Regions from separate parts of the Homo sapiens genome. Here region 2 is linked to region 1. A link is a loop called in an ENCODE intact Hi-C map of the cell type or tissue named here. Cell type or tissue: CD14-positive monocyte. All regions are shown on one strand. Links, peaks and the distances in the headings refer to the core of each region. The heading gives the core; the rest is flanking DNA.

Evidence for each region. Hi-C counts contacts between places; a loop is a spot of excess contacts. Peaks named below come from ENCODE experiments on the same cell type or tissue, not always from the same donor. Only the 100,000 strongest peaks of a DNase experiment are listed, where the experiment ranks them.
Region 2: a loop joins it to region 1, with 5 times the contacts of the local background. A loop is called at or near these places in 18 of 110 quality-filtered maps.

The regions. Positions count from the first base shown.
Region 1 is chr4:53,194,266-53,199,654 of GRCh38, reverse strand. All of the region lies in intron 4 of SCFD2 (sec1 family domain containing 2), which reads left to right. Among named protein-coding and RNA genes, the nearest start is that of SCFD2, 170 kb to the left of the region's middle. RefSeq lists an enhancer at 542-4,348. In CD14-positive monocyte, for the core only: CTCF peaks have their summits at 2,108 and 2,310 (motif pointing left); a DNase peak (open chromatin) is centred at 2,254.
Region 2 is chr4:53,802,029-53,807,417 of GRCh38, reverse strand. No RefSeq gene overlaps it. Among named protein-coding and RNA genes, the nearest start is that of LNX1-AS2, 210 kb to the right of the region's middle. In CD14-positive monocyte, for the core only: a CTCF peak has its summit at 2,483 (motif pointing right); no DNase peak of the experiment used is centred there.

The sequences.
Region 1 (5,389 bases), core at 324-5,323:
GTTTTTGTAGAGCTCAATCTGAAGTCCCACCCCCTTCAACCCTCTAATTACTTGATCTTTCTGATGACCAGCCCCATCCTGAGGCTATCTAGGGATCCTACCCTAAGTTACCTTATTAACATAAAGTCAGCTAGTTATGAATCAAAAAGAGCTAGTTATGAATAAACAATGATACTCTTATCACTCAGGAAATTCTAAAGGTTTTTGGTGCTCTTTGCCAGGAACCAGAAACAAAAACCAAATGTATTTCTTCTTATACTACACAACCCAAAGTTCATACTCTGTTGTTTGTAATCATCTCCCCTCTCATTCGATCAGATAGATAAAGAAGGGAGAGAAGCAAGAAAATAAGCAAGCATTTTATGTAGTATGTCAGGGTGCTTTCTGACTACAGATGATGGAGAAATGAAATAATAAGGAAAAATGTTATTATTAGAAGGAAATGCTGCCTTCTTTTCCATCACAAATGCCATCACTCAGAGATGAAACAAGTGCTTGCCTTTAGAGGGACTGAGTGGTTATATTGGCTTTGCTACAGAAGAACCTTGGCCCCTCAAACTAGTTAAGTTTGGCAGTGATATTTTGGTTGGTGAGAAACTAATTAGAAGATGGGAGCATTTTACATACTCTTCAAATGACCCAGCATTTCAAACAGATGTTTCAGGAAAATGCATACCTGGTGCTCTTCCATTAGTGAATTACTTTGTTGTAACTGTCACAAGCTCTTTTGGACGGTAATTATGAAGAATTATGTCCCATTTGGCAACTCAAATGTATGCTGTTTAGCTCAATTTGAGGGAAATTTGATGGTAATTATAGGCACAGTTTTTCTGTTAAGTCTTGAAAAGGAACCTATCACAACAGTTGAGAAAACCTGGGTGATAAAGCATAGGAGCAGTCCATATTCTCCAAGAAGTATACATATGAGGGTTCTTATAGGATCTTTAAATGAACACATGTATACACACATGCACACACACACACATTCACTCACACAGCATAAAACCAAAACATCCCCAACTCCAAAACAACTTAAACAAAAATGGACAAGTAGAGAGAGTATAATGTATAATAATAAGACTAGAATAAACTATAACTTGAAGTACTGAAACTGAAAATTTATAGCATTTAAACATGATTACAATAATTGCTGGCTTCATATGATATTTCATAGGTTTTAGTATTCTTAGGATCTCTTTTTTTACATTTAAAATATTAGATTATGTGTCTATAAAATAATACTTTTAATATAATTTTTTAGTTGAAATTATTAGATTTAAAAAAATCCTGTTTGAATTTATAACAGCCCGTCCCCTTAAAGCCAGCAGGCAGAAAACAAGCAACTCAATTTGAGTTGAAATTGAAGATGAAGATAAACAACAGTACTTGCCTAAGATGATAGGAGGTTTGATTCTTTTAAAGTCAAATACAGTAATTATTGTTTTGTTTAGTGACCTTAAGGCTTTCAATTATTAAATAAAAGCTGCAATCACTCGTATTTCCAGAATTAAGAGAAATCCATATGGATCACCATTATGCATGGAAAAAAATTGCCATTATATATCTATATGTTTTATCTTGGGACATGGTGAGGACTTTGCATTTTCCTGTCCGCAAACTCCCAGAATTTTGTTAAGTCATTGGAAGCCAAGCATTAAGTACAAATAGTTTCAGTTTCCATATTTCCTAGCAGGCCAGCCAAGAGCCATCCTAGACAGATGGAAAGAAAAGGTTTATTCCTGGAAAATATGAAGACATTCTTATACTTGTAAATATTTTTTTACCCCATATTTTTGAAATTAACATCTCATTAGCATAGGTTACATTGACTTGTGTTTATAAACCAGCTCTGCATTTCATTTTAGAGCAAGATGAAATATTCATTTCTTTTTTTTTTTTTTTTTTTTGCCATCTTCTAATGTCATATTTACAATAAAGAACATCTGGATATTTGCAATTGGAGAAGTCTTCATGCTTTTGAAATATGACATTCAATAAATAGTTCTTTCACTGCTAAACAGCAATCAGCATGTATCAGATTGTTGGACAGACTTTTTCAATAAAAAGCATTTGCTTTTTCTATTGTTTAAGACATCTTAATATTATAGGTAGGTGGTAAGAAAGCAGGTTAGGCTTTGGGGAAAAAATCTGAAATTTTGTAATAATTTCTGTAATTATGCCAACATAGTTAAGTCTTTATGAATAATGGCCCTTTTTCCTCTTTTGGGCTGACCTGGAGTCCTTTTAAGTGTGAGCATGATGTTACAATACTGCCCCCTACTGTAAGACTTTGGATAATCCTTTCAAAGGAACTTCAAGAAAAACCAGAAGAAACTAACAGATGATTGGGGACAAGCATATCTTATTACATTTGGCATTTTGAAAGTATGTTTTGATGAACAGTTCAGGCCTCTTAAATGCAGAACTCTAGAATAATAGTATAATACATACTTTTGTTTCTCAGTTTGTTTTCTTTTGAATTAATGTTGTTGCTGCTCTGTTCCTTTGAGTTAAACAGAGGAAATTTTCCTCCCCCGCCATGCTTTGGGATGATGGATCTTACTCCGGGTTTTGTGAATGTGTTTCTGTTTTAATTAGTGTTGGTTTCAAGGAATTGTGAATCTTTGAAAAAAGCACACAGGGTGTCTTTGAGGCTGGATAAAGAATGATGCTTTTGTCTATCTTCCGTGTGGCTTTGGTATTTTAATAATAATAACCAATTTTGTGGTAAAGTATATCGATTCAACCAATCCTATCTTGCAGTTCATCCAGTCTTAAATCTAGCTGTCTCTAAATAGCTTTGTATTCTTTTGCATTGAGTAAAACTATAAATTTATGTGAACAAGACATTGGCATGATTTAGACTTTTTTTTTTTTGATGAAAAGTTGAATTCTCCTTCCCCCACCCCTTTTTATGGATATTGCTTTAACGAAATGATTTCAATGACATTTCTTTTGCCAATGCATATTTTCTGACATTAAAAAACAAATCAAAAGCCACTTATCATATGAATCATTGTTAAAGTCAGCAGTAATCCACTGTGTAAAATCTCCCTGCAAAGGCGCAGAGGCTAGGGGCTTAAACCTGGAGCACATTAAATTAGTTCCAGTCTCTCGCGAATGGTCTTTGCCTGGCTTGCTTAGGCAGGCAAAACGGAAACAGGCAGTTTATAACAAGAATCTGCTTTAAAAACCATGGGGTTCATTGGAGAAAGATTTATATCCTCCACTTATATAAACATTACAAATGTGGACTGCAAGTAGGAAGGAAACCTTTATCGAAATCTCTTGAAGAGCTTTTTCACTGAGAGTAAAATGGACAGCATACACTGTTGTTTGAAGACACGCCAGCATTTCGACAATCATGTTTTTCACTGCTTTGCCTGATTAAAATGTAGCATTGTGAAGACTAACCAGACCACCTACTTTCAATTTATTTTCATGATGAGACTATGTTGGCATCAAAAGAGGAGTCAAAAGACTCTGTGCCAAAGGAGAAAATGATCATTTAAGGATTTTTAAAAAGACAAAGTAATTACATGAAGTCTTAGGGTAATGGAATCTGGACATCAGTTTCTGTCACCTCCTGATCTAAAATTATTTTTATATATAAACACTATCCTAGATATCATGTTGTCTTTAGGATTGTAATAGAACACAGATGAGGCTTGAAATATTTGGTCCAATAAAATGAGAAAGGCTGAAAGGAAAGATTACCATTTGAGATTAGAGTAGCTATTTATTTGATATTTCACATATGGTGATGTTAAGTCTTGAGCTAGATTTCTGTTTTTCTCTCATCTGGTTTTATCTCATTTTTAATATCTTGGAAATTGCCATAGAAATGTACTTTTCTTTGCCCTAAATGTGTAATAACAGGGCACTATCACTAAATTAACTTTTTTCTTCAGGCTTGTTATCAGGAGCTATAATTTGATAGGTTTTAGTCACAATCCAGGTAGTACTGAATCAGTTGTTCGTACGATTTCTTCAGTCTGTCTGGAAAGTAGCACATCTGTTTTTAGCATTCTTAGCTGGTTCCAAATGTAAGCTTATTTTAAATGCACCTTAAAAACTGGGGCTGACTATGAGAAGTGGCATGGTGAAAGCATTTGAAGGACACAATGTGAAACCAGGATCCGTAGGAATGTGGGGTTAATATCTCAGTGAGCCCAGACCAGAAGGGTCACCTGGGGGCTATTTGCCTATCAGGACTATTTGCCTTGACTACAATTAGAGGTAAAGGCAGGTTTCTGAAAAGGAAAGTCATTTATTTGACTTCACCAGATGTGCAGAAGTGAAAGATGTGATTAGGTCCAACATAAAAAAATCGGGGAAGTTGTCTCTGACCGATAACATACTATTACTACTACTACTCCTAATAATTTTAGTGGATCTCACTTGTTAAGTTCTTATATGCCATGCCAATGTTAAGTTCTTTACATATACCATTATTTTTAATCCTTACAGCACTCGATTTTTAAATTGACGAAGCTGGGATACAGAGGCTTGAGTAACATGCTCAAGTCACACTACTGGCCGTGGCAGAGCCGGTCCTTGTAACCAGCCATTCTGACTGTAGAGCCCATTCTCTTAGCCTGCTTTACCACTACATGATACATACTGACTTTTCTGTTTTTAAAGCCACTTGGGGTTTTTACATGACATCTGTAACCTATAATCCTGTTAATGTCCAATCTGTCCAGTTCAAATCCATTGACTTTTTATCAGCAGCTGTATCTGTACCTACAGCCATGATGCTCAAATGTGTGGCTCTAAACGAGAAAATAAAATCTTTTTTTAAATTTTTTGAGACAGAGTGTCGCTCGTGTGTACTGGGTTGGAGACAGAAGGGATATAGGGTGATTTGTGCCAGAGGTCATCAGGTAGTGATGAAAAGAAATCTTTGGTTTAGGAGGCTGATACTCTGTAGAGAAGGATTAAGATAAAAGATGGTTTGTGTTCATCTCAGCTAGTCTATGATTTCCTTCAAATCATTAAGTTATCCTAAATCTGTGTTATTTTCTAATGATGGATTTCTACTATGGAAAGCCTCTAGTTTCAACAATAAATTGAAACTACTGGTACTTCTTTGGCTGAGTAAAACTTAGTTCTTTAAGAAATTTGATCTATGTTCATCCGTAATATGAAGAAAAGAATATATGTGTTACTAGAGTGGATTTTCATAGTGAATAATAGTCTTCAAAAGTGAGGCACAAATGTACTGCTAGCAATAACTTATATAATTATAGGTTCTAAAAAGGTTTTAATAGATAATAGTGAGTTTTTTCTTTACATAATTGGAATAAGCATTGACCAAAAGAAAGAGAATCTCAGAGGTATAAGCTAACATAGTGGTAGTAGTAGTGACAGGAGGAGTGAAAAGGAA
Region 2 (5,389 bases), core at 144-5,143, 610 kb before region 1:
TGAAAGAGGAGATCCTGCCATTTGTGACATGGATGAACCTGGACGACATTACGGTAAGTGAAATAAGCCAGACACAGAAAGACAAATACTGTATGATCTCATTCATATGTGGAATCTTTAAAAAAAGAGTTGGACACATGGTAACAAAGAGTAGATTGGTGGTTACCAGGAGTAAAGGGGAGGACATGAGGTACAAAGTTGAAGTTAGGTAGGATGAAAAAGTCTAGAGATCTAATGCAAAGCATGAGGACTGTAGTTAATAATATTGAAGTGTATACTGAAAATTTGCTAACAGAGTAAATTTTAGGTGCTTCTTAGCACGAGAAAAAGTAAGTAACTATATGAGATGAGGATATGCTAATTTGCTTAACTATGATAACCATTTTACTATGTAGTATATCAAAACATCATGTTGTACACCTTAAATATACACAATAGAAAAGTAAAACCTAGAAACAATCTAAATTTCCAACAATAGAGGGACAACGCCTATTTGTATTATGTCACATTCATAAAATGTAATGGTATGCCGCTACATAAAAGAATAAAAACTACGTATATGCTGATAACAACAACAACAAAAACCAAGAGTGGTAGCCGGGGCTTGCGGCTACTACCTCAGTAGTGATTAAGAACTTTGAGTTTGGCATCAGACCTCCTGTGTTTAGAGCCTGGTTTTGCCATCAGCTGTGAGGTTTGGCAGATAACATGCTGAGCTTGTTTCCCAATGGCAAAGTAGGGATAATAATACAGGTAATCATGCATGTAAAAGCACTTAGCACAGATCCGGCAAGTAGAAATGCCAACTTAATGTGCGTTATTACTGTTATAGTCCTTGGAAGGCTTAATGTTGAAAACTGGTGGTCTGATGGTGTCAGGCTATTATAGACCAAATTGTGTTCCCCACCAAATGTATATGTTGAAGCTCTAACCCCCAGGGTAACTATATTCGGAGACAGGATTGTTAAGGAGGTAATTAAGCTTACATGAGGTCGTTAGAGTGGGATCTTAATCCAACAAGACTGGTGTCTATGTAAGAAGAGGAAGAGACTCCAGGAGTCCTTGCACACAGAGAAAAAGCCACATGAAGACACAGTGAGAAGGCGGCTGTCTGCAAGCCAAGGAGGGAAACCTCGCTAGAAACCAACCCTGCCAGCATCTTGATTTGGGTTTCCAGCCTCCAGAACTGTGAGAAAGTAAATTTCTGTTGTTTAAGCCACCAGTCTGCAGTACTCTGTTAAGACAGCCATAGCAAACTAATATACAGGCAATGAGGATCTGCTATTTAGGCCAATGGTGTATCAGAATCACCTAGAAGGATTGTTAAACATGGATTGCTGGGTCCTGCCCTCATGGTATCTCCTTCAGTAGATCTGAGCAGAGTCTAGAATCTGTGTATCTATCTATCTATCTATCTATCTATCTATCTATCTATCATCTATCTATCTATCATCTATCTATCTATTTTGAGATGGAGTCTTGCTCTGTTGCCCAGGCTGGAGTGCCCTGGCTCGATCCCAGCTCACTACAACCTCTGTTTTCCGGGTTCAAGTGAAAGAATCTATATTTTTAAGAGGTTACAATCTGAGAACCACACTTTGAGAACCCCTGATTTAGACCATGTCCATCCTTAGCCAAATCGTTCCCTTTTTTATTTCTTTAAGGAAAATCAGGAGCACACAAAATAGGTAATTTCACCTTGGTCTTAAGCATTGTCCTGAGGTTTTCCAAGATGACAAAGGAGCAGGTCAGCTTTTAGCCCTTTGCATCAATAGCAGAAGCTCTAACACTGTGGAAAAAGAAATGCCAACTCCTAAACTTTTGTGGAAAGGAAGGGACCGCCACTTTACTCTTCCTCCTGTTGCCAGCCACATGTTCCTTAGCAGGAGAACTCGCCATCATTTTGCTGGGACTTCAAAGGAAGGCCTGTCTGCCAAATGTCTGCACGTGATAAGAGTGATAGTGCATCTGGGAGGCCCTGGAGTTTCTGCAGCATCGAGGCAATTCTCTCACCATGGTGGAATCTGGCACTAGTGTTTCTATGCTGTCCTGAGCCCTGAGCCCTGGGCCCTGGGCAGTCGCCCTCATGGCAATAGAAAGTCTCCTGCAGTTCCTTTATGCAACCTGTACAATACAGCTGTAACTGCTCAAGTCCATGGGCAAGTCTGGATTGCATCTGAAGCACTTCGAGGGGCTCACAGACAAATGTTTTCTGAATGATTGGAGAAAAAGTCCAGCCAGAGGGCTGCTGGAATTGCAGAATGGTTCCTGGTAACTGGTGTCCACCCTTGTCCTTCAGCAACTGGAGTGGGCTGAGCAGGGGGCAGGGCAGGTCTGGAATGGGTCAGCACCATGAGAGCTTTTTGAATGAATGTCTGCAGGGCCATCTTCTCAAATCCACTCAGGACTGGAAACTTTGCTGGTGCTTCCTTTTACATATGTGTAGACATCAGCTATTTGCACTACCTGCAGGTGGCAGCAGAGCCAGCTTCCTGGCTTGAGACTTGTGCAGTCACAATGGGCCCCAAGCTCAGAGGGGTCCACGCCTGGTTTAATGTTCTGTGCTTGCTGTCTTGAAATTCTGAGTAATTTTTGAATGGGCCCTGAATTTCATTTCGCACTGAGCCTCACAAATTATGTAGCTGGTCCTGGGTAGCAGTCTCAACCAAAAAGGAGGAGTAGTGGCCTCAGGGAGGTAATGGATTTTTGATTGTGCTTAATACATCAAGTGAACTTTCAGCTTTGCTATTCTGAAACCCACAGGAACCACCAGTGGGAAGAGATTTCTGCAGTTCACTAACTCCAAGTTAATCCATCCAACTTCTGGCTCCTCAGAAACCTCTTAGTGAGGTTTTGTTGGGTGTAAAGATGAGAATGGTGGGTAGAATCAGTGAGAATATTTTTCCTTTAAGGATCTAATTTCTCAACTAGCAAGCCCTACAAGAAACCTGGCCAGTCTGAGACAATATATTCAGATATTTCTAATGAAACCCAGGAATGGTCCTGCAAAGAGACTGTACGTTTTTCTAGAGCTTGGGTCTTTCCTTATTCCTCTCGTAATCCCCACCTAGTACTTGGCACATGGTAGGCGCACCCAATATTTGTTGCTGCTGTTGATAATACTGACAATAAACACCAGTTTCCTCTTCATCTCCTCTGGATTCCCACAGAGCTAGGGCCACATACCAGGGACCCAGAAAGATCCCTTCTAACGAAGTTGCAACTGCTTACTCTACAAATTGCCTCCTCAATACAAACCCCAAACAAACCAAACATTAACCTCCAAGACAAGGCATCAACCCCCAAGCAAACCAAAGCAATCCCCCAAAGATATTTCCAACCCCTCACTGTACTGGTTAGCTGCTGTTACTACAATGACCTTGTGCAACAAACTACCCTCAAGCCTAGTGAGTTAAAACAACTGCTTCTTCTCATGAATCTGTCAGTGACATTGGGGTTGGTTGAACCAGGTTTGGCTTCTTGGGGAGGCTCTGCTTCAAACTATGGGTCCAGTTGAACTTATGTGGGGAATTGTTCCAAATATGTTCACTTTGGACCCAGAACGAAATGCAGCCACTGTTTAGGGCAAGCTCCTCTCAGGGATTTGGGGGAAGAGAAACAGGGCACATGAATATATGGAAGATCTCTTGGGTCTATGCTCAGATTGTATACTGCTACATCTGTCGACATTCCATTGGCCAAAGCAAATCACATGACTGAATGCAAAGTCAAGAGGCAGGGTAGTGCTCTCTGCCAAAATAAGGTCAAAGGCAAGGATGTGGCTCTAGAGGTGCAAAGCTGAGGCTAATAATTCAATGCACCACACTAACCCTATTATTAAAGATACTTATCTATATTCTAGTTATAACATGGGACCATTGTCTCTTATGCATTCAGCATCCACCAAGTGTGGAGCAAATGCCAATTGGAATGAAATGGAAACATATATCCCATAGTCCAAAATTATTAAATTTTATCAAGATGCCAGTTTATAAAAAAAATCTCCTAGGGAGAATATTCAAATACAGATACTCTATTTCCAGGTAGCATGACAAAGAGGTCCAGGGCCCAGTTATCTGCGTTTTCACAAGCACTTCAGCTAAAACAGGGCCCACATTTTGGATAAACTTACTAGTCGTCAATTATGCCATTAAGTTAATTAATACCAAGATGCTAACAAATTTGGGAAGATCCAGTGAAATTCTTAGAGATGGGTATTTTGTAAACTTCTACACAACTGAGTAACTGCTTATCTCCCCCATCCTTTTCAATTTTGCATTAAATGAGGTACTGGCTGTGTCACTTACACCAGCTTTGCATTTGGCTTCTGGTCTCTTGGTCTTCTTTCAACACATGTATCTGAGCGTCATCTTTAGAATCTGAACGTTGGTCTCCTATGACTGTGCATAACTGTAGAAGGCATGAATCCATTTTCACCATTCATTAAGATCCTTCTTTTGCTACTTCACTCAGAGTTTTTTGCTGAGTAATCCCAAGTTCCCCTCTTCCAATTGATGGGGTTAAATCACAGCTGACCCCAACCACCATATGCTGCCCCTGGTTCTAGGTTAAGCCACATAAAGTCATCACAATTATTGAGAAGAACTAAATTATTGAGAAGAACTATGTCTCTCCGTCTAGACCAAGCCTCTGTCTGTTGTGTGATAAGCTGGTAGAATAAAAGTCAGGAGCTTCTGGGGCTTATCGTGGCCACTACAGAAGCTAAAGCCACCTGGGAGTGAAGCCAAAGTAAAGGAAAGTAGAGCAAAGGATTTTGGCAACACCTTTGAGTGCCTGAAGCCAACTGTACTTGAAGATGTATCTCCTGGCTCTTTCCATTAGATAAGCCAAAGCCTGGCCCTTATTGTTTAAATTAATTTAAATTTGGTTTCTTTTGGCCAGGCACAGTGGCTCAGGACTGTAATCTTAGCACTTTGGGAGGCTGAAGCAGGCGGATCACCTAGGGTCCGGAGTTCAAGACCAGCCTGGTCAACGGGCGAAACCCCATCTCTACTAAAAAAACACAAAAATTAGCGAAACATGGTGGCGCAAGCCTGTAATGCCAGCTACCTGGGAGGCAGGAGAATCGCTTGAACTCGGGAGGCAGAGGTTGCAGTGAGCTGAGATTGTGCCACTGCACTCCAGCCTTGGCAACGGAGCAAGAGTCTGCTTCAAAAAAAAAAAAAAATTGGTTGCTTTTACTTGCAACTGAAAGGGTCCTGACTGATATATCATAGTCGGATATAGAGACCAACAAGACCACTAGCAAGTGAGACTGATTAGAACTGAGCAAAACCCAGAATTCACTGAGGTAGACGCATACACACCCACATACCACAGACACACCCCCAACACACAGTTTATTCTGGCAACCAGACTGGACTTGGGT